Regions from separate parts of the Mus musculus genome. Here all the other regions are linked to region 2. Evidence: chromatin loops called from intact Hi-C (ENCODE). Cell type or tissue: left cerebral cortex. All regions are shown on one strand. Links, peaks and the distances in the headings refer to the core of each region. The heading gives the core; the rest is flanking DNA.

Evidence for each region. Peaks named below come from ENCODE experiments on the same cell type or tissue, not always from the same donor. Only the 100,000 strongest peaks of a DNase experiment are listed, where the experiment ranks them.
Region 1: a loop joins it to region 2, with 2.8 times the contacts of the local background. A loop is called at or near these places in 11 of 42 quality-filtered maps.
Region 3: it touches region 2 in a loop (3-fold over the local background); 24 of 42 quality-filtered maps call a loop at or near these places.
Region 4: a loop joins it to region 2, with 2.7 times the contacts of the local background. A loop is called at or near these places in 14 of 42 quality-filtered maps.

What each region holds. Positions count from the first base shown.
Region 1 is chr12:69,572,305-69,577,529 of GRCm38, reverse strand. It overlaps Vcpkmt (valosin containing protein lysine (K) methyltransferase), which reads left to right. Exons shown (of 6, transcript NM_001033236.3): 6 at 1-795. Among named protein-coding and RNA genes, the nearest start is that of Vcpkmt, 8.1 kb to the left of the region's middle. In left cerebral cortex, for the core only: a CTCF peak has its summit at 2,823 (motif pointing right); a DNase peak (open chromatin) is centred at 2,830; H3K4me3 peaks cover 414 bases; H3K27ac peaks cover 412 bases.
Region 2 is chr12:69,679,350-69,684,574 of GRCm38, reverse strand. Sos2 (SOS Ras/Rho guanine nucleotide exchange factor 2) reads left to right here and starts at 2,723. Exons shown (of 23, transcript NM_001135559.1): 1 at 2,723-3,060. The coding sequence starts at 2,974. In left cerebral cortex, for the core only: a CTCF peak has its summit at 2,312; DNase peaks (open chromatin) are centred at 2,294, 2,697, 3,180, 3,482 and 1 more place; H3K4me3 peaks cover 2,500 bases; H3K27ac peaks cover 1,217 bases.
Region 3 is chr12:69,358,087-69,363,311 of GRCm38, reverse strand. It overlaps Rn7s2. Among named protein-coding and RNA genes, the nearest start is that of Nemf, 3.5 kb to the right of the region's middle. In left cerebral cortex, for the core only: a CTCF peak has its summit at 2,470; DNase peaks (open chromatin) are centred at 1,772 and 2,461; H3K4me3 peaks cover 774 bases; H3K27ac peaks cover 670 bases.
Region 4 is chr12:69,581,399-69,586,623 of GRCm38, reverse strand. It overlaps Vcpkmt (valosin containing protein lysine (K) methyltransferase), which reads left to right and starts at 3,607. Exons shown (of 6, transcript NM_001033236.3): 1 at 3,607-3,903; 2 at 3,994-4,104; 3 at 4,279-4,348. The coding sequence starts at 3,638. Sos2 (SOS Ras/Rho guanine nucleotide exchange factor 2) reads left to right here. Exons shown (of 23, transcript NM_001135559.1): 22 at 1-15; 23 at 992-2,863. The coding sequence ends at 1,501. Gm24449 (a small nuclear RNA gene) reads left to right here and starts at 366; the gene lies at 366-471. In left cerebral cortex, for the core only: a CTCF peak has its summit at 2,894; DNase peaks (open chromatin) are centred at 3,565 and 4,284; H3K4me3 peaks cover 1,115 bases; H3K27ac peaks cover 1,104 bases.

The sequences.
Region 1 (5,225 bases), core at 1,446-3,945, 110 kb after region 2:
GGACTGGTGTCATGGTGGCGCACGCCTTTAATACCAGCACAGGGGAGACAGAAGCAGGTGGCCCTCTTGAGTTCCAGACCAGCCTGCTCTACGGGGCAAGCTGGTTCCAAGCATAATAGGACTGTCTCGAAGGAAGGAAGGAAGGAAGGAAGGAAGGAAGGAAGGAAGGAAGGAAGGAGGGAGGGAGAAAGGAGCAAAAACCCAAAACCATAGAGAAGTTGATGCAATCCAGCTTCCAGTGCTAGTGTCTCTCATTATATAATACTAAGGTGAAGTTCAGAGGCAGTCTCACTTTTACATAGTTGTGTAGTGGTTTCTCTTTTTCCTTTGTGTTATGTTTAATACTTAACATGTTCTTTGAAAGGAAACTGAAAATACTATTTTGTACCTTTACTGGGCAGAGTTGTGTTTCCCTCCATCACAGGTAGGTGAGTGAACTGGGGAACTGGGGACTAGTGAACTGGGGAGTCTGGGGCGCTGTAGCTCTAGGTCACTAAGAAGATAAGTCAGGGGACGGGGGACCAAGCGCTGTCTCAGGGAGGTGTGAGGAGAGAAAGCCAGTTGCAGGCTTCTGCTTCATACTTAAATGGAGTTCTGTGTACATTTATCAAATGGTTTTTACTGTGTTGTCTCCAACTTTTTTGTTGTTCCAATAATCACCTGCTCACATAGTCTACTGTGTCAGTCTTGAGCACCACCACCAGATCCAAAAAGTAGTAACCAGATGTATTCTGGAGTTTACAGTCGGTGCTAGATGGCACGTTGTATGTGCTGAAATAAACACCGTTTTTGAAACCTTGTGACTCTGCTTCCAAGACGTCTCTGATGAGATGAACATTTATAACAAACAACTGCTTTCCAGAAAGCAAGAGCGACTCCATTTAGAGACTTGAAGACAAGAGTCAGTTTGGAGCGATTCTTTCTTGGGAGCTTTCTTCAGCCTTTAAAGCTTGCTTGCTGTTAGATTTTCAGAATACTGTGTCCGTGCATGGCACCTCGTGGAGCAGTTTGCCCCAGGCAGACAGGCTGAGTGTGTGCAGCTTTGCGTGCAGTAGCTCGTACACAGCTCGCTCCATAACATGGGGCTGGAGTGAACACTGACCTTAGACCCCTCAGATTCTCACACCCTTCCCACGATCCCAGACTTCCTTTCATATGAAGTCCAGCTGGCTTAACCCACAGAGCAGCTTAGTACCAGTTTCCTGGGGACCACACCCTGCTTGCCTCCCCTCCTCCCTGCTAGCTAGACCCACTCCTGAACCTGTCCTTCCACAATCACTGCCTCTGGGAACCTGACCTTGGGGAGGGACGGAATTTGTAACAGAATGAAGCGGGAAATTAAAACTCCCAGTTGTGGAGTGAGGCCAGCACTGAGCTCTACTGCAGGACTTAATTAACTAAAGGGCACCCTCAGTGCCAACTGCTTCCCACACAGGAGCCTGGGAGAAGCCCTGCTTTGGAGGAGTTCAGTGTTGGGCACATGTAGGCCTTTTGGTGAGCAAAGCCCTGTAGTTGAGACCCCCCTGGAAGAAGGGCCTAAGGAGTAACTCATCCGCTGAAGGGGAAGCCAGTATCTCTGCTTAGGCTTGTGTTGCTCAGGGAGAGGCTTGGCTGGTTTAGACCAGGGCTTGGGGCAGGACGGCTGCTGTTAGCCCTGAAGCAGAGGGTAGATGGACCTGCCAACCTGGGAATCGATCTGTGAGCTGGGGGCTGGAAGGCTCAGCATCGATGTGTACGTCCAAGGGGAGCTGCACAGCACACACCTGGAAGGTGGAGGCAGGATCATGGGTTCAAGGCCATTCTGGGACACATAGGAACACATGGCCATATCTCAAAAACAAATAGGTGCAAGAGATGAGTGAGGTCATGCCTCTAGCTGGGCATCAACCAGTATACCAACTGCCCAGCTTCAAGTAATTACCAGTGTGTCAGGGAAATGCTAGAGATGAGTTGGGGTCCTCTTGAGCAAGCAGGGTTTGTTGCTGTGGGCTGCGGGGCCTAGCACCACTTACCAGGGAGTAGGTGGACGTCACCTGGAAAGAGATTGCAGCCCCAAACTGGTTTGTGTTTGTTTTGGCTTTAAGTTTGGGGATTTTTGTTTCGTTTTGGTGTTTGGAGACAGTTTCTCTGTGTAGCCCTAGCTGTCCTAGAACCTGTAACTTCCTAGCTTTGTAGGGACTGTTTCTTCAACCAGACTGTGTGGTCACTTGGAAAATTGGAAGCTAGCAGAAGCCAAGCACTATGCTAAGGTCAAGCTTCATTCTAGCCGGAGTAAACAGGAGGTGTGGTGGTGGTACTGAAGGACTCCAAATAGCTTTAATGTTTCCTAAATTGAGAATCACCACCATAAAGAAACCCGTGTCTACTACCTCCCAGCAGGGAGGGCGAGAGAAGGGAAGAGAAGTGCTCTGGTTAGAGTGGCCTGTCCTGCCCAGAATGAGGGGCTGAACCTCAAAACCTGTGGAACAACTCTAGGAACCAGAATCGCTGTTAACTGAAGGCTGGGGGAGGGATTCTACAATTCAGAGGCAAATTGCAGGCCTCCTCACCAGTGACTTGAGCCTCTTCCACCTTCTCCCTCTGGTTGCCTAACTCTTCTCCCATTTCTAACAGTCTGTGGATTATAGTTGGTGACACCGGGTTGGTTTTGATTCCACATTATTATTTAAGTGCAGGACAGAATGGCGGTGCGTCTTCTTGTGCTTCTTTTCGCCCCCTCCTCACGCTTTCTGGCTAAATGTGATGAGCAAGGGTTTGCCTTTTTTTTTTTTTAACCCAGTGTGGGACATAGAAGTAGGACTGTAGTTCCAAAGGTGCCCTGTAGGTGGCATTACACATCTTTGTCTTTAAACAGCGTCTAGTAAGGTGGCTGTGAAAAGACTCGGTTTTGAATTGCAGCCAGCCCTCAGATTTTAAAAATTTTTAATTAAATTTGATTTTCAGAACTAGTCTACCCATTAGGAGGGTCCTTGCTGGAGAAAACACGGCAGAAGCTGAGTGAGACGGCTTTCCCAGGAAGTTGTCTTTGGTGTAGCTTTCTGTTTCATTCTGTTCAACCTATGTGGCTCACGAAGCTGCATATGTTGTGATTTGTAAATGGCCTTTCTGCTGTAGATTCCCGTCTGTGCAAGGAAGAGGCCTTTACGAGTCTAACTTTGTTCTAATTAGTGCAGTTCTAAAAATAAAGTTCAAGGTGAACTTCAGCTTTATATCTGACATGCGGCTTCTACGGACTTAAAACTTCTAATCAGCTTTAACTAGTTCTCCAAATGGGCATGCCTTCTTCCACAGAAGATCAGATTTCACATCAGAAGACTGAAGCTGTCTGTCAGTGGCCCTCCCACAATCACGTACTCCTAGGGTGAACCACATCCCACGGGAAAGTAATAGGACAGCTGAGTTTCCCTTTTCCCAGTTCTGAGTGGGAACACGGTAAAGGCTCAGGCAGGTAAAGGCAGGTGAAGTTGTTAAAACCTTAAGACCCACGTGACACAGAACACAGACCACCCAGCCACTGAGGCCCTGTCACTCATTACAAGATGAAGTCTGTGACTAGTATGTACAATATGCTAGGACAAGTCCTCTGTATGGTAATGGTTTCTCCCTGTGCCTTTGGAATAAAGTGTGTCGGGACAGAAACCCAAGGACTGCACCATCCAGAGTTGATTCCACAGCCTGTCTTTTACTGTCTGTGTGATCTTGTTCCTTAAACGCTGTGCCTTGTCCTCATGTAAATAGAGGATGGTTTTATCATGGGCCGCAGAGGTTCCCATGGGAGTTTAAGTTGTTTGCTCTACGCAGTGCACCGGAGTACCTGGCAAACAGTAAACATCACTACAGCAAAAGTGGAAATACGGGTGGGGACCTGGGAAACCTGCACAATGCCAGTTGCTTTTATCTGCTGCGTTGTGTAATCCAGGTATCCCTTTGAGCGTATAGAATTCATGCCAACGTCCCTCCCCTATCATGGAGGAATGGCAGCTGAGGCAGGAAAAAGTTGAGAACACTGGTTCACAGTGCTGTTAGTTAAATGAGTCAGCCATTTTAGAAAGGTGACGGGAAGCCATTACTGTTCACTTACAAACATAGCATGTGACGTGTGAACATTTTGTTTTGTTTTTCAGTACTGGGCTTTGAACGTCCAGCCTTTTGTGCACTGAGCAAGTAAGTGCCTACCACTGAGCTATGTCCCTCAAGTGTGCTTGTGTGTGTATGTGAGTATGCACGTATGCGTGTGTGCCACTAATAACTAAACCTTGTGCACATTAGGCAATTACTATACAGCTAAGTTACATCTTAGTCGCTGGCCTTTTGAAATACAGTTTCAGGGGCTGGAGAGATGGCTCAGCGGTTAAGAGCACCGACTGCTCTTCCAGAGGTCCTGAGTTCAATTCCCAGCAACCACATGGTGGCTCACAACCATCTGTAATGGGATCTGGTGCCCTCTTCTGGTGTGTCTAAAAACAGTGTACTCACATACATAAAACAGTAAATCTTTTTTTTTTTTTTTTTAAATCCCTGTGCAGCCCAGGCTGACCTCAAACTCACAGGAACCCATCCTGTCTCTGCCTTCTGAGTGCTGGGATTAAAGGCGTGAGCCTCCCACTCTGCCTGTTTTTTGAAGGATTTTAAACCCATTGATGAAAATACTATAAACATTAAACAGCTCTTGATTTTTGACATCTTTACTGATACGTTACTTTAATGTATGATAGGTTCATGTTTTTAATATTCGTAAGGTTGAAAACGCCGACGTTTCCTCCTTACAGAACAGGATTAGACATCTTGAGGTCAAGCCAGACTATACGGAGAGCCCACAGACTTTCTCAGGCTCCGACAAGCCACCAATTGCAGTCTGTCACACTCCTCACAGCTGCTCTGTAGTAAGAATTACCTTGAGTTCAGCTTTTTAATCATCTGATAATCGGGCTTTTGCAGGACGGGCTTCAGTCTGTGTGCTGGCTCATCACTGCCTTGGCAGTCATTTCCAGACTTGTGTGTATTATACCAGCGACCCCATGTAGCAACCTTCAGCCTTCCACCTTGTTCCTCAAAAGAATGCCTTCCAAAAACCTGTTCCTTACACATGTGCAAAATAGCCGGCTGTTGACATGCTCTGACTGGATAAGAAACTTTACCCAAATTGTCTTAGTCACCATATCCATTGCATAGTGTTGAAACACTATGCCCATATGCTACTTTGTTTCCATATCATAGTCTACCAT
Region 2 (5,225 bases), core at 1,327-3,826:
GTGGATAACTCTGTCCCTTAGTGATTTCATTCACAAGCAAGTATGTCTCCAGGACATATTTCTGGAATTTGCTATATTTGTGTACCTTTGAAACTTTGAGAGATGTCATGTAGTTTGCCCTTATTAGACATTAAAACAGCGAGTTTCTGTTTTCTCATATCTTCACTATTATAGTATATAATTAAGCTCTCTGATTTAATAGGTGCAAAATGGTACCAGTGTAAGTTTGTATTTCTCTTAATATGAATGAAGTTTAGTGTTTATTTTTAAGAGATACCCATTCTCTTTATGTGTGTGTGTGTGAGATAGCTTTTTCAGTCTTTTTCCTCTCATTCCCCCCCCCCCCTTTGAGGTTTAATTCTACTAATTTGCAGGGAAGTTAGCTCAAAAAATGAATTGCTGTAGTTGTGTGTGTGTGTTTCTAGCTTGTCATTGCCTTTTAGCTTGACTTGTGGGTTTTCCCCCCAGGCATTAAAAAAATCTATGTCAGTCTAGATTTTTGTGATATATATAAAAGTCATCTTATTTTTTTTTTTTTATTCTGAGGTCATTTGGAATCCCTTTTTTATACATGTAAACCTTTGACCTATTGGCATTTCTGCCTGAGTATGAGATATGGATTCAACAGTTTCTGTTTGTCTTTAGATGGTCACTTGTCTGGCTGGGAAAACTCTCTGGTGTCATTCTTGGACCCTTTGCACCATGTGGATCCGTTTCTGTTTGCCTAGCCCAGAGATCACAGGGCCGATGCCTGTAGAGGCTAGGCAGGTTACGTAAAAGGGGAACGGTGCCAGATCGGGAGGACAGCCAACTGGAAATGGGTGGCACACTTCTATAAAGAGGACGGCCTCTGCACTGCCTGCTCGTTTCTTTGCATAGATGCAGTAGGCCACGTTGTTGCCAGATCTTTGTCAAGAGAAGCTGGAAATAGACAAGAAAAAAAAAAAGCTATCGACTTTAAAATGGTAATACCAATTAAAAATTCTTAATACTTGGCGAAACAAATACATCTTCAGGCCAGATTAAGCTCAGGGGAGCCTTCCAATAGCCTTTGCCAAGAATAAAACTTCCCACCAATGACTTTCCTATGAGAAAATACAATTGCAGTCTGATAATTTGACAGCTTCGTGTTTTATAGCTAGGGTCTAGGAACTTTAGGAAAAATAAGCTTTCTCTATAAACCAGAGTGTATTTAGTACATGGGACTATGAACATGGCCATTTATTAGAAGACAACTTTAGAACTTTTATTAGAAACAACTTTAGTGTTATTATGTAGGCACACGCGTGTGCGAGGACACACATATGCCACATTTCAGATGTAGACAGGTCAGGGAACAACCTTGCGAAGCCGGTTCTTTCCTTCACGTGGGTTCCAGGGGTGGAACGCAGGTTGTCAGCCTTGGGAAGCGAAGCAGGTACCTTTTCCTCGACAGCCCCAGAGGACTTTTTTTTTTTTAAACACTGTGGATACTTAGATTAAAAAAGAAACCAAAAACAAAACAAAACGGAAACCTCCGATCTCTTTAAGTATTTAGTTGCCATTTTTACTTTATGAAGTCAAAATGGTGTTGTGTTTGGGGGAGAACAATGTTCACCCACTGATTCTGGAGCTGAAATTACTACACAAGTTATCTTTTCCAGTCTGTTCTTCTGTTCCCTTCCTCACTTCGGTGGCTGGCAGCATGACTGTTTACAGCCCGTTGGGAGCAATCTGTTCAGCGATTTTAGTGGGATGAAATTTGGGTTAGTGAAAAAGTTTCCAAAGTACATGCCCCTTCAACTTAAAAAAGCATAGGGACAGAGGATTTTTAGGTTTTTTTTTTTTAATGCTAATTAGTGTGACTGTATCGCAGGATCCAGGTTCTGTAGAACCTTAAGTGGAAAGGATTTGAACATGATTAACCTAAGAACAATATCTGAAAGTTTTTGGATACTTTTTTTTTTTTTTTTTTTTTGATCCATAGGGACTCTAGGTGAAAGACCTCGAACTGAAGTCATCTGGCCCTTCAACGTGCGCTAAGAGCTTCCCATGACCCTACAATGTGACTTTATGAATAGCCACTATCACCTAAATATACAAAGGAGCCACACAGAGCACACGTTAAATAAATATCCTATCAGCCCAAATGTCCTTTTCTCCCCACATCTGTGTTCTGCCTCCCAGAGCTGCAGTCACGGGCTCGGGGGTCCCCTAGGGCTGTACCGAATCAGGATTGTCTGCCAGGACTCGGAACGCTGCCGAGTTCGTCTGGAAGAGCCACCCCGCCCCGTGCACGTTCCCAGGAGAGACCGATTACCCTCCCGGCCCCGGGGCCCCGCACCAGACGCCTCGGCCCGCTCGGCGGCGCGCATGCTCCGTGCTGGTCTTCTCCAGAGACTCGGGAGAGCGAGCGCGGGGCCGAGCCGAGCCGAGCCGCCGCTGCAGGCACCGGGCGCTCGGCGGCGGCCGGCGGGGCTGGAGGGGCGGCGGCGGCGGCGGCGGCCAGTGCCGTGCACGCCGGACACGCGCGCCCGCTCGGCCCCGAGGGCCCTCTGGAGGTGACTCGGGCGGACCCGGCGGTGGCGGCGGCGGCGGCGGCGGCGGTAGCGGCGGCTGCGCGGAGGGCGGGGGAGGCGATGAGGACGCTGCGGGCCGCCGCTGTCTGCCCGCCGCGGCCGTAGCGGGAGTCGGGGCGGGGGCGAGGCCGGCGGTGCCCCGCGCTGCGCACCCAGACAAAGGAGGAGGAGCCTCGGGCCAGCGGGCCGGCGCCGCGGGGACAGCAGGACGCCTCGGGCCGCCGCGCTTCCTCGGGGCTGCGGGGCCGCCAAGCCTCGGCGAACGCCCGCCCGCCGGCGCCGCCCCCGAGCGCTCGGCCGGAGCTGCGGCCCGGGCGGGAGGCGGCGGCCGGGGCGAGGCGAGGCGAGGCGGCCGGCGCCCTGCCTGTCAGGCCACCGGCCCGGCCTCCGATGCGGAGGCGCTGCGGCCGGGGCCATGCAGCAGGCGCCGCAGCCCTACGAGTTCTTCAGCGAAGAAAACAGCCCGAAATGGCGGGGACTATTGGTCCCGGCCCTGCGGAAGGTCAGTGCTGGGGCCGAGGGAGGTGCCGCGGGGCGACGGGCTGGGGGGCCGGGCCCGGAGCTCGCACAACTTGTAACGGGGAGAGCGAGGAGCGGGGAGCACGGCTCGCGCCCGCCCCGCGTGCCGCGGCCGAGCCTTCTCTGGCCGGGCTGCGGGCGCTCCTAATTGCCTGTTGCATCCCGAAGGACGTTTTCTCAACTTTCTTTTTTGGCCTGGTCCCGGAAGGAAGGTTTTGTTATGATCATAAAACTGGATTTCATCTTACAGTCATTTCGTCAGGCAACTTCCGCCGTTGACCAATGCGTTGTCCTCAGGCTGGATTCTGGCAACACAGAGTCCCACTGGTTTTTTTCGTTTCTAAAACAAATGCGCAATTTTGGACCGAGAGGCTACTTTGAATTAAGTTCTTGGGGCTGGGGGTGCTCGCCTCGGGCGGCTTGCTTGCTACGCTCGCCCATTCGCCTGTTGAGGCTGTGCTGTTTTCGCTAATATGGATGTGTGTTTCCCATGTGTGAAGTGTCAGTGAGTCATAGTATTCGTTCTCCAGCTCTTGGGGTGAATCTAAAGCGCCTCCCCACTTCCTGCAGAAGTCTTACCTGAATACAAAGATTGCCTCACAAAATGTGGTCAGTTTCTTCACAGCGACGAGGACTTGCAATAACCACTTTTAAGGGACAGTTGCGGGGGCGGGCGGGGGGGGGGAGGTGGCTCGTTGCTAATCAATCTTTGGAGATTAGATACATTGCTAGGGTGCGTGTCTCCGATTGGTTGGTGCTAGTCTTATATGAAGTTAGGTAATTATGCCATTCTCTTTGTTGCTCTGGGCCAGCAAGAGACTCGTTAGGGAAGGTGATTTGCGGTCCAACAACACAAGCTTGATGGCTTGAATTTCATTCCTGGAATCCACGTAAAGGTGATAGGGGAGAACTGACTCCACAAAGCTGTCCTGGCCTTCATGCAGGCCCTCACCACACACACACACACACACACACACACACACACACACACACACACATGCCACTAACACATATATCACACACACACACTTTAATAAGAAACCTCCACTAGGTAAAATACCACAATTGAGGGAGAATGTAAGATGTAAGGAGTAAAAGTACCTTTTGGGTTCCTGAGTTCATGTGCAGAACCCAGGGGGGAAGGAGAGAACTGACTCCCTACACACACTCGTACACACTCACAGACAGACAGACGGACAGACAGACAGACTCACACTAACAACAACAACTGCACTTGAAAAAGAATTCATCATACATGTCTAGGAGTGGAAAGACAAGTCCACTTTAATGGTAAAAACATTTCCTTGTATTCTTCAGAATTTCAAATTTTCCATTGTCATAATTCTCATAAGGAGGTGATTACTGGTTTCCTTGGGGGCACACACCAAATCATGTCTTTAAAAAGAACTCTGTGGAAATGGAAAGCACATTGAATAGTGATAATTCTGTTTTGAATCAAACGCAAAGGGGAAATACGTGGATAGTAATTAACCCTTCTACCTCCCAGAATGGCAATGGGTGTATCGGCTTGACCCTTGTTGGCATGTGATGCAAGTATATACACATTCGTAATTTTGATAGCAAAAGGTGGCTTAGACTCTACATAATCCTTGGTGCATAAATACAAATTTAATTTTTCAGAGTAGATCAGAAATAAAACCAGAACTAATATCCATTCCCTATCTCTTGCTTTGGTCCTGGAACTGTGCATTTGTGTGTTGTGTTTGTAGATAATATATTACTTCATAGTAATGGAGTGTTTTGCATATTAAAAAAACACATCCAGAGGAATGTCATCTTCTGTGGTGAATGTTAAAAGCAGCTAAAATTAATTTATTAACTTAGCATTATGGAATTGAAGTTCATGCCATGGACAACATTTATGTTTTTAGAAAAAAATTAGTTGATAATAATTCATATTTTATGTGGTGTGATGTATTTTAGCTTTGTGTATTCCTTTACCATCTGTTGAACACAGCTTAGGTGCTTGACCCCGTACAAGGTCCTAAGAATACAAAGGTGGATTTTCACTTTTATCTACTTGGTTCCTTTAGACAAGGATCCTTTTTGTAGCCTTGTCTGTTCCAGAACTCAGCTTCTGGTTTGGTTTTTCAAGACAGGGTTTCTCTGTGTAGCCCTGACTGTCTG
Region 3 (5,225 bases), core at 1,013-3,512, 320 kb after region 2:
GAAAATCACGTACTTACTTTTTTTTTTTTTTTTTTTTTTTTTGAGACAGACAGGGTTTCTCTGTATAGCCCTGGCTGTCCTGGAACTCACTTTGTAGACCAGGCTGGCCTCGAACTCAGAAATCTGCCTGCCTCTGCCTCCTGAGTGCTGGGATTAAAGGCGTGCGCCACCATGCCTAGCCGCTTCTTACATTTTAAGGGACACGACATCAAGTGCCCTGTAGATGCCGGAGTTCCTTTGGGTCTTCACTTTTCTGAGTTCTAGTTGTCTGGGTGTTTTTCTCCTGTGAATGTCCCTCTAATCAGTGCGGTAGTTCGAAACCTGTGGGTTGCATATTAGATGTTCTGCCAATCAGATATTCACAATTCATAACAGTAGCAAAATTACATTTATGAAGTAGCAACAAAATAATTTAATGATTGGTGGGTGACCATAACTCAAGGAACTGTATTAAAGAGTGGCACCATTAGGAAGATTGAGAACCACAGAGTTAGAGCGTACTATGACAATGCAGAGGCTCCCAAATATAGTCATTTAAACGAGGCAGAAGTGTATTACTGACTGTCCAGAGGTAGGAACCCTGAGCTGACAGAGCGGCTTAACATGGCTCATCCTTAGACTCTGGTTTCTTTCTTCCTAGGGCTGGATCTGATCACCAAGTCTCCTCCTAGTTTGCATGCTAGGCTAGACTAGGAGAGTGGTAGGGGTGGGGGTGTGGAAGGCTGCAGCCTATTCATTGGCTCTCTCTCTCTCTCTCTCTCTCTCTCTCTCTCTGGTAGAAGATGGCTTTTGAACTCTTAACTGTCCAAGTCGCCTGTTGCATGGTGGGATTCCAGGAGTGGTGTGCCGCCCTGGACAGAAGTTATTTTACTTTTAAACTAGAACTGCAAGTCACACCACTTTCATTCAGGTGCCACTGGTGAAAACTCAAAATGATAAGAGAGCATGAAATGTGGTCCATTGGGACAAAATATCAAACAGAAATGTATAATAATAAGGGTAAAGACTTTGGGTACAACTAAACTTCTGCCACATCTTCGTTTTTATTCCTTAAGATAAGTTCTTTAGTTTACACTGAGTCTTTTGTTGCTCTATATCAAAATCACCGTCGACCCCTTCAGGTGCCCGTTTTTGTTTTATGTTGGAAAGAGTCGTCAAGGGAACAACTGTTTTTGACGGAGCTAAGAAGAGGCCACTGGTTTTCCTTCTCGGAAATCTAGGGATTACCCTTAGAGGAGGGGGAAATAGGAAAACTCAAAGAAGGTCTGCTGATTATGGTTGGAAATGCCTTCTTCACGGAAGCTTGTTCTAAAAGCAAGACAACACAACTGTAAGGAACCCCCGCCCACCCCTACCTACCCACGGACTAGCTTTCCTCCACAATAGGAGACCAACACCAGGAACAGACAGATATTCTAAGTTTCGTTCCTTCCAGCTAGCTTCAACACCTTTTCGGACCCCTAACCTCTGCCACGAGGGGTCATGCTATACACTGTATGGTATACAGTATTTAGAACAGATGGTTCGCTCATATTTTTCCAATGCAGAGATATAGCGGAGACTGCAGGCCTAGAAAGCAACGCGATGCAGAGGAACCGTTTGAGGCCCTCTCCTTTCCCCTTCGCGACCAGTTTTTGAGAGAATACGAACGATTTGTAATAAAACACAAGGCTCCAGGCTCCAGCGGAAGAAGGCGGACCCAGGTGACATCACAGTCTCTGGACCGCCCGAGCTGGGCGTGTCAGGGCGTGTCAGCGAAGGCTTTGCCCTGCCTCCGGTGACGTCACGGCCCGCCGAAGCTCTAGTATCTCCCCGCAGCTCTCAGCGATCGCCGGGCGCGGTGGCGCACGCCTGTAGTCCCAGCTACTCGGGAGGCTGAGACAGGAGGATCGCTTGAGTCCAGGAGTTCTGGGCTGTAGTGCGCTATGCCGATCGGGTGTCCGCACTAAGTTCGGCATCAATATGGTGACCTCCCGGGAGCGGGGGACCACCAGGTTGCCTAAGGAGGGGTGAACCGGCCCAGGTCGGAAACGGAGCAGGTCAAAACTCCCGTGCTGATCAGTAGTGGGATCGCGCCTGTGAATAGCCACTGCACTCCAGCCTGGGCAACATAGCGAGACCCCGTCTCTTTTGGCTCTCTATCCCTCACTCTTTAAATTACTACCATTATTATAGTGTTTTTTCCTCTTAAACATTAAAAAAGGTAAAGTATATTTTTAGGGTTTAAAAGATTTAGTCATACAATAAAAATATACCTATCTAATTATCTTAATCTCCGTATTTTTATTTAAATCTTTTTCATTCCCTCTTTCTCTCTCACACACACCCCAAACCCCCCCCCCCCCCCAGTTTTATCTTTCCTTCGTTGTTAAAACAACAAATTTGTTCAAGATATTCATGGACTGGTGGCCGCCTCACTACTGACTCCTATCGGAGTATAGTCAGAATGTGTTTATAAAAAGATGTTATTGTCAAAAGAACCAGCAGGGGCTGCTAGTTCATTTAAAAGTGGTTGGTAAAGAACAGCCGCCTGACAAAAAAGCATTTTCTCTAACAGAGTACTAACAGTGTACGCTTAGTGGTAAATTATAAATTTACCTATGTCTATGTTCCTGAGTTATGGAAATTTTTCTTTAATGTCTTTTTAGCATTTTTATATACACTTATGTTAAGTACTATTGAAATGAATATATAACAACCTTTAAAACCCTGGAAACCTAAAGGAACCGTAGTAATTTTAACTAAAATTCAAAATGTGTGGACTCTGTTCACATGACTGCAAAAGAACAGAAGGACTTTAAAAGTCATACATATTTATCAAGTGGACACAACAAGAATGCTGAGTATTTTAAAAACAAAACAATAATAACAAGAAGTTTACTCTCTCCCTACTAAAAAAAAAAGAGAGAGACCAAACAATTTTTGATATATCTCATTTTATTGTTTTGTTTTCCTCTCTTCTAAACAGATCCCTGAATTTGGTTCACAATGGCTTAGCTGTACCTGCAATTCCTACATCAGAGTATCTGGCTTGCTTCTTAGCCGTGGCGTTCCTACCCCCTTAGTCCTCTCTAAGACTTTAGAAGAACTTCTCAGCTTGTGGAACCCAAGCATGAGTGGTGGCATAATTTCTCCCTCCTCAAAAACAAAAACAAAACAAAACAAAAGTCTGGAAACAGTCAAAGGGACATCATAGGGGACAAAAGGACTTCACAGATTCCTCTAACTTTGGGGTTGTGAGTTAGAGAGGTTAAATACAATCTAAGGGTTCTTATAAAAAGACAAGAATTGGGGTTATGGAAAGAGATATGGCCTGGAAGCACATGTTGAAGCCATTTGGGATCACCAGTCAAAGAATATAGCAACTTTGGAAGCTATGAGAGACAATGCAAGGAATTTTCCCAAGACACCACTGACATCACCTCGCCCCGCCCCTGCCCTATTCCCACCCATGCCTCCACATAGATGCAGCTCTGCAGACCCCTTTGGGACATCTAACCTTCAGAACACTAAGAAAATAAATTTGTATTATAGGGAGTGGAGAAATCCCTGAGTGAATATTTATTGTTGACATTGACAAAGCCATGGCAAGGGCTCCAAAGACCCCATTAAGATCCATGAAAGAATGGCAAAAATCTTCCACCTAGGGTGAGGTTCAGAAGCAAGGCAAAGTCTTCCTCTAATTCAGTCCTGGATGTTGACAGTGTGGCAGAAAGTGTCCACTGTATCTTTCTCCCTCTGAACGTTACTACCTGAAGACCTACAGAGACTACTACTAAAATGAGCTAAACCTGTCTCCTTATCCAGCTGTATACTGTAAACCTGCCTGCTTGTTCAACTATATGCAATGACCCCACCTTTCTGTTCAACTCTAAATACTAAATATGCTGAGCTTGGCCTAGTGCCTGTAGTTTCTTTAGTGGAGAGCCCAGACTAGTGGATCTGGACCTCTTTGAGGGTTGGAACTACTCTTTCACAGCAGTCACCTAAGACCATCAGAAAACAGATATTTGTAATTCGTAAGAGTAGCAAAATTACAGTCATAAAGTAGCAACCAAAATAACTTTATAGTTGGGGGGGGGTCACCACAGCATGAGAAACTATTAAAGGGTTACAACATTAGGAAAGTTGAGAACTACTGGCCCAGCCCATCTGATCCCAGCTTTTTTATCTGTATGTCTGTCTTTTTCTTCGTGTTCTTACTGCCCTAGTCAGGTCCATCCCTGGATGCTATGCACAGACACTGCGTTGTATTGTTTATATCTCTACACGTATGGCTGGTGTAACAGTAATAGAAACCATTTACAGAAGCACTGAAGCTCCATGAGCCCCAGAGCTCCACACTTGACTCAGAGGAAGACTGATAAGAGCTGAAAAAGATTCAGATCTGTTGCTCTCTTCTGAAACATGGTTGTACTTTGATTTTAAATATCCTACAATTTTCTATCAATTTCCCCATGTCCAAGACTCTGTATATGTTTTGGCTGTACATTTAGCCTTCTACTTGTATTTAGGATAGAATAAAAAACTGATGCTTACTACAAAATGCTGTGTTTTAGATCCCTTTCGAGTGCTGGAAGCTTGGTGCCAGGTGTAGCGGTGAAAGCCTTTAAAAATCAGAAATGCTATTGTTCTTGAGAGAAACCAGTTTCACTCATGAAGAAGCTATCATAAGAAGAAGCCTGGCGCGTGCACCCCTGCTGCTTCCGTCTCACCTCGGAACTGCCCCCTCTCTTTCCATGTGCTTCCCTCAAGATGCTGGAATGTAGCAGGGGGGCTGCCCTTGTTAGATTGAAATAGATGTGGCTACTCAGTTTCAGAGTTCCAGCTGCTAAAACTGTGAACTTTGTACATTGTTTAACTGTTGGTATTTTGTTACAACAATAGAAACTAGATTAACACATTTGCCAACATTAAAGGTTTATGATCTATCTGGGCATGATAGTATGTACCTGCAATTCCAATACCAATGAGGCTGGAATCAGAGGGAGACTGAGGACAGCCTGGCTTATAGGGTGAGTTTAGACTAACCTTGACTATATAGCATGCCCTGTCTCAAAAGCAGAGTAATTACAAAAATCCTTATGTTTTTAGATATACAAATTTGACACTTTCCCTGCTTTCTTTTGCTTTTTTGGTCACCCATTCTAAGAACTTATAGCGATGTGAATGCTAATGACTTTAAACTTTTAAATACATGTTTCACTGATTTTAAAATTCCTCCA
Region 4 (5,225 bases), core at 1,800-4,299, 98 kb after region 2:
GCTCTCAATTCCAAGGTAGCCATCCATCCGGGCCTGGGTGGGCCTCGTATTAGGCCAAGTTGTGAATCTTCAGAATAGTACTCATGTTTTAGAGTAATTTTAGAGTGTGTCAGTCATAATTTAGTCACATTGTACGAATCTTTAAAATTTATATTGCTGTGTTTAAAAAATGCTTTAAGTAATTGTTTAATAATTTTTTAAAAACTTTTTTAAAAAGTAGAAAATTTCCAATCATCAGAAGTACATTGTCTTTCTTATGCAGATTGGGGAAGGAGGGTGGAATTTCTATTGAAAGAACCTGAAAACTTTAGACCAGTGCTTCTCAAATGTAAGAATCATTGGGGACTTCTTAAAAGCGGGCTGCTGTGCTCGCTTCCACAGCACACATACTAAAATTGGACCAACACAGAGAAGATTAGCATGGCCCCTGCGCAAGGATGCATGCAAATTCATGAAGTGTTCCATATTTTAAAAAAAAGAAGTGGGCTGTTGAGCAGCCTTAGGCTGTCAGCCTGCAGCCGGGCCTGGCCGTGCTGCGCCGTTCATTCTCCCCTGGTACTGCCGCTGCTGCTCCCTGGATCACACTTGAGATCCACTGCTCTAAGCACCATGGGAAAAACAGAAGTAGATGCTCAGTGAATAGAATTAGGTATTAAATGCTGTTGATAACATGTCCTTTCATATCTATGAAGTGTGTTGTTTTCACTGACCTGTTGCATTAAGTTTTATACATTTCTGGAATGTTGGAAGCAAAGCAAGACAATATGGAGCTCTATGTATTAAGGTTTCAGGGATAACATCTTAAATATCCAAATCTTAAACTGAGCCTAGAATTTGATTGGAAGCAATTTAGTTAGAAACCTGATAAATAAACCCCATTAATTTAATTTGAGCCTCCAGATTTAACTTTTCACAGAAGAGTTTTCAGTCTTTTTAAATTGTCCTGTACATTTCCCAAGAGACTATACATATCCCTTTGTGTTCTGTTTAGGGAGCTGTGAAATCTGATGATGACCCTCCTGCTATTCCACCAAGACAGCCCCCTCCTCCGAAGGTAAAGCCAAGAGTTCCTGTCCTCATGGGTACATTTGATGGGCCTGTGCCCAGTCCACCTCCACCTCCTCCAAGAGACCCTCTTCCTGATACCCCTCCACCAGTTCCTCTTCGGCCTCCGGAACACTTTATAAACTGTCCATTTAATCTTCAGCCGCCTCCACTGGGCCATCCTCACAGAGACCCAGACTGGCTCAGAGACGTCAGCACGTGTCCTAACTCACCAAGCACTCCTCCCACTACGCCCTCTCCACGGATTCCACGCAGCTGTCACTTGCTCAGCTCCAGTCACAGCAGCCTTGCTCATCTTCCAGCTCCTCCTGTCCCACCAAGGCAGAATTCAAGCCCTCTCTTACCAAAGCTGCCACCAAAGACTTACAAACGGGAGCTTTCCCACCCGCCACTGTATAGACTGCCTCTGCTGGAAAATGCAGAAACTCCTCAATGACCTTGGCCATATGTAGTCATTGACACTGGAATAGTATTTGTAAAGGTTTTTAATTTATTCAAAAAGACATAGTATTTTAGTACTTTTTACAGAAATGCTACTGATTAAATAAGCTCTTAAGAATTAGTAAACTTGTTGGATGGCAGTGGCCCACAGCTGTAATCCCAGCACCCTGGTTGCAGGGGCAGGTGGGCTTCAGGGTTTGAGAGCAGCCTGGTCTACAGAGCAAGTCCCAGGACAGCCAGGGCTACACAAAAAAACCTTGTCTCAAAAGTCAAAATACAAACAAAAGAGAGAAAAGGAAGGAAGGAAAGAATTTGAAATATTAAAATGCAAAAGCCCTTCACCATAGCCCCCAGGTGATCAGCAGCATTGCTTCCTCGGCTCCCCAGTGCTGCCCTAGGCCAGTATAAAGACTCTGTATTGCACTGTAGACTCTGCTAGCAGACGGCACTGAGAGGAGCCAGCGCTCGAGGGCGTTCTCACGCCTGACTGATAGATACCTTTTTAGGGTGATGAACTTACACAGATGCAGAAGATATGGGGTGGTGGTCCTGGGTTTTAACCCTCTGACCGTCTTCTAGCTTCTAATTTTGTTTGGTTTTTACATCTAGGAGACTTAGGAATAATACCCACTGTTCTTAAACTCTTTGAGACCATGTCTTAAATGTCAGTATTTGCTGCTGAAGACAAAAACGGAAAATAGAATGAAATAATAGAATGCACTGTGTTTATTATTTTGTTAAAATTATAAACAGTTCTACATAACCTGATTATAGAAGAAGGGCATGTGTTCATTAAGATGTGCCTTTTGTTTTGCAGTGTATGGTGTTTAGCTAATCATTGTTTAGCTAATGATTTGCCTATTATTTGGGAAGACAAAATTAATATGCCATATATGTACAGTTTATTTATATTGTATATATTTAAAGATAATGCTAATAACCTCTATAAATGTAAGTGACTTGAGGCCTATAATACAATCTGCTATTTGACTAATTTGTAAGTCTGGAACAAAAGTGTCTTATGGCATAAGAACCAACTGCCATTGTCAAACCTATTAACTGTCTTTAATCTCGTGTTAACTGAAATTTTTGAAAAGTTTTTCCAGATTAGTAATATTTAAACAGAAAATACTTTAAAAAGCTTTATTAAATTTTTTAATCAGGATAAAGCTTTGCCATTTGGATACTATCATTCAAAGTGATCAAGGTATGTATGTTATGCTGATAGTGCAGTAGCAGCCATTGTAAAGTAGCCAAAAGCCACGTTGTTTATCTACTGGTCTGTGGCCTTTTACTGTGCTTTGTATCAGAGTTCTTAACAAGATTAATAAATCACCTCAGTCTTAATTTGTAAAAGATTTGCAATATTGTTTTTCATCACAAAGAGCAAGGAGAAGCTGGGAATAGTGGTGAGCACCTGTAATCGCAGAACTTGGGAGGTTAGACGGAAGCATCTGGACTTAAAGGCGACTCGACTACGTGAAGAGTATGAAGAGTTTGAACCTACTTGGGATACAGGAGGCCATCCTGAAAACAAAAAAACAAAAAACAACAAAGCTGAAAAAAATCTAGAAGAACGAATAGCTATCATCTGTTTATTACGTGTGTGTGTGTGTGTGTGTGTGTGTGTGTGTGTGTGTGTGTTCATACTAGAGATCCAATGTGACAGGCCAACCTGCAGGTCTCTCCTTCTACTATGTGAGTCCTTGGTCTTGCTGGCCATCTTTTGGCCCCGTGGGATGTAAAAGGACTAACTTTTCTTTACCATTAAAAGCAAGTAGCACGTTCCCAGCCACCACGTTTATGCATTCATATGAAAAGGAAGCACAGTAGGAAAACTTCTTGAATATAACCATTTTTAGATAGGACCTGGGTAGCTGCCTAGATCTATCGCCAGCGGCTCTGTGTGAGCCGTTCTCCAGCTATGTATAAGCACTGTCGGTCGCTTTGCTTCTTAAAGTGCCTATCATTGTAGCAGCAGCTGGGCCACTCCTGGGTAGGTTCTGCTGCTTCCTGCGGACTTTGAGAGTCACGCATGCGCCTTGGGCAGCCGCCCTGCCGCTGGGAGGTACGGGTGCTGCGTGGGCGTGACGTTACCGCGTGCCGCAGCCTGCGGCGGGCCGGGGCAGGGATGGCGGCCGCCGTGGAGCCGGAGGTGGAGGACCCGCTGTGGAGCTTTGTGCGGGTTCTGGAGAAGCGGGATGGGACAGTGCTTCGGCTGCAGCAGTACGGCTCCGGGGGCGTGGGTTGCGTTGTGTGGGACGCCGCCATCGTCCTTTCCAAATACCTGGAGACGCCGGGGTTTTCTGGCGACGGGGCCCACGCGCTGAGTCGGCGCTCGGTGCTGGAGCTGGGCTCCGGCACGGGGGCCGTGGGGCTCATGGCTGCGACCCTCGGGTAAGAGCTGGCGGGAAGGCGCTGGTCGCCCAGCATCAGGTCACCGGCGTGCAGCCTTGCGCCTGTACCTCAACGAGGTTGTTTTTTTAGGGCAGATGTTATAGTCACTGATCTTGAAGAGCTGCAGGACTTGCTGAAAATGAATATTGATATGAACAAGCATCTTGTGACTGGTTCTGTTCAAGCCAAGGTACTGAAATGGTTTGTATGGCCTTTCAGCTTGTTTTTAAGATAATCGATCGCTTACATGGGCTTTAAATTGCATTTTACACAACGCTTGCTTAATATGAGGGGAGCCTTCTGCTTCTCGTTTCTAAAATGAACACTTTAAATCGTCAGAGCATCAGTTAAAGACATACGTTTGACATTTTTAAGGGGTGAAGACATAGAAGACTTGATGTCACCAGACTACATATTGATGGCAGACTGTATATACTATGAGGAGGTGAGTAGTGGTCGAACTGGTGTGTCCGAAAGCCCACAGCTCTCCGTGGTTTAACACCTCCAGGTGTGGGATATTTGTTCTATAGATGATGAGGCAGTAAAGAGAAGTTAAACTATCAAAGGCAACACATTCGCACAATTCAGGATAGGCATACAGGCCTGCCTGTGCGAGGTGGTTGAGAAAACTTGCGTGCATTCTACTGGAGACTTTTTGGAAAAATTTAAAAGGATTTTCCGATTTGCATATATTCTAGAAAACTAAGATACCTTCTGTTTGTTTGTCTGTTTGTTCATTTGTTTTTCTTTTCCCATTGACTGCTAACTGTGACTTTGGAAATTAATTAAAATGCAGGTTGGCTCACTCCTAGAATCCTAGCACTCACAATTGCCATGAATGCTAGGCCAGCACAGAGTGAGACGCTCCAAAATTAGTTATTCTCAGTGACAACATTTTATTAGACTTGTGGAATGATTTTCTTCCCATATCAGTTTATGCAGTATTGGACAGTATTTAGTTTTAAGTTGATGCCTTGAGCCAACTGATGATCAAAAGGGTCAGCAGTTAAGAGCACACACAGTTCTTCCAGAGGATCCAAGTTCAGTTCCCAGTACCCACATCAGGCAGTTCACAGCCACCTGTAACTCCAGCTCCAGGAAGATCAATTCTTCTGGCCCTGCAGGCACTAGCACATACTTAGACACAGGCAAATACGTGCATATAATTAAAATAACAAAAATTAAATTTAAACCATTAGGGTCAGGCTTGCTTTGGTAGAATAAATAGTTGATTGTTTAAATACCACATTAACTTAGATGAAGTGAAATTAGACTTGTAAGACTTAAGTCTAGCAAGATGTGATGGTACAACTTAACTAGAA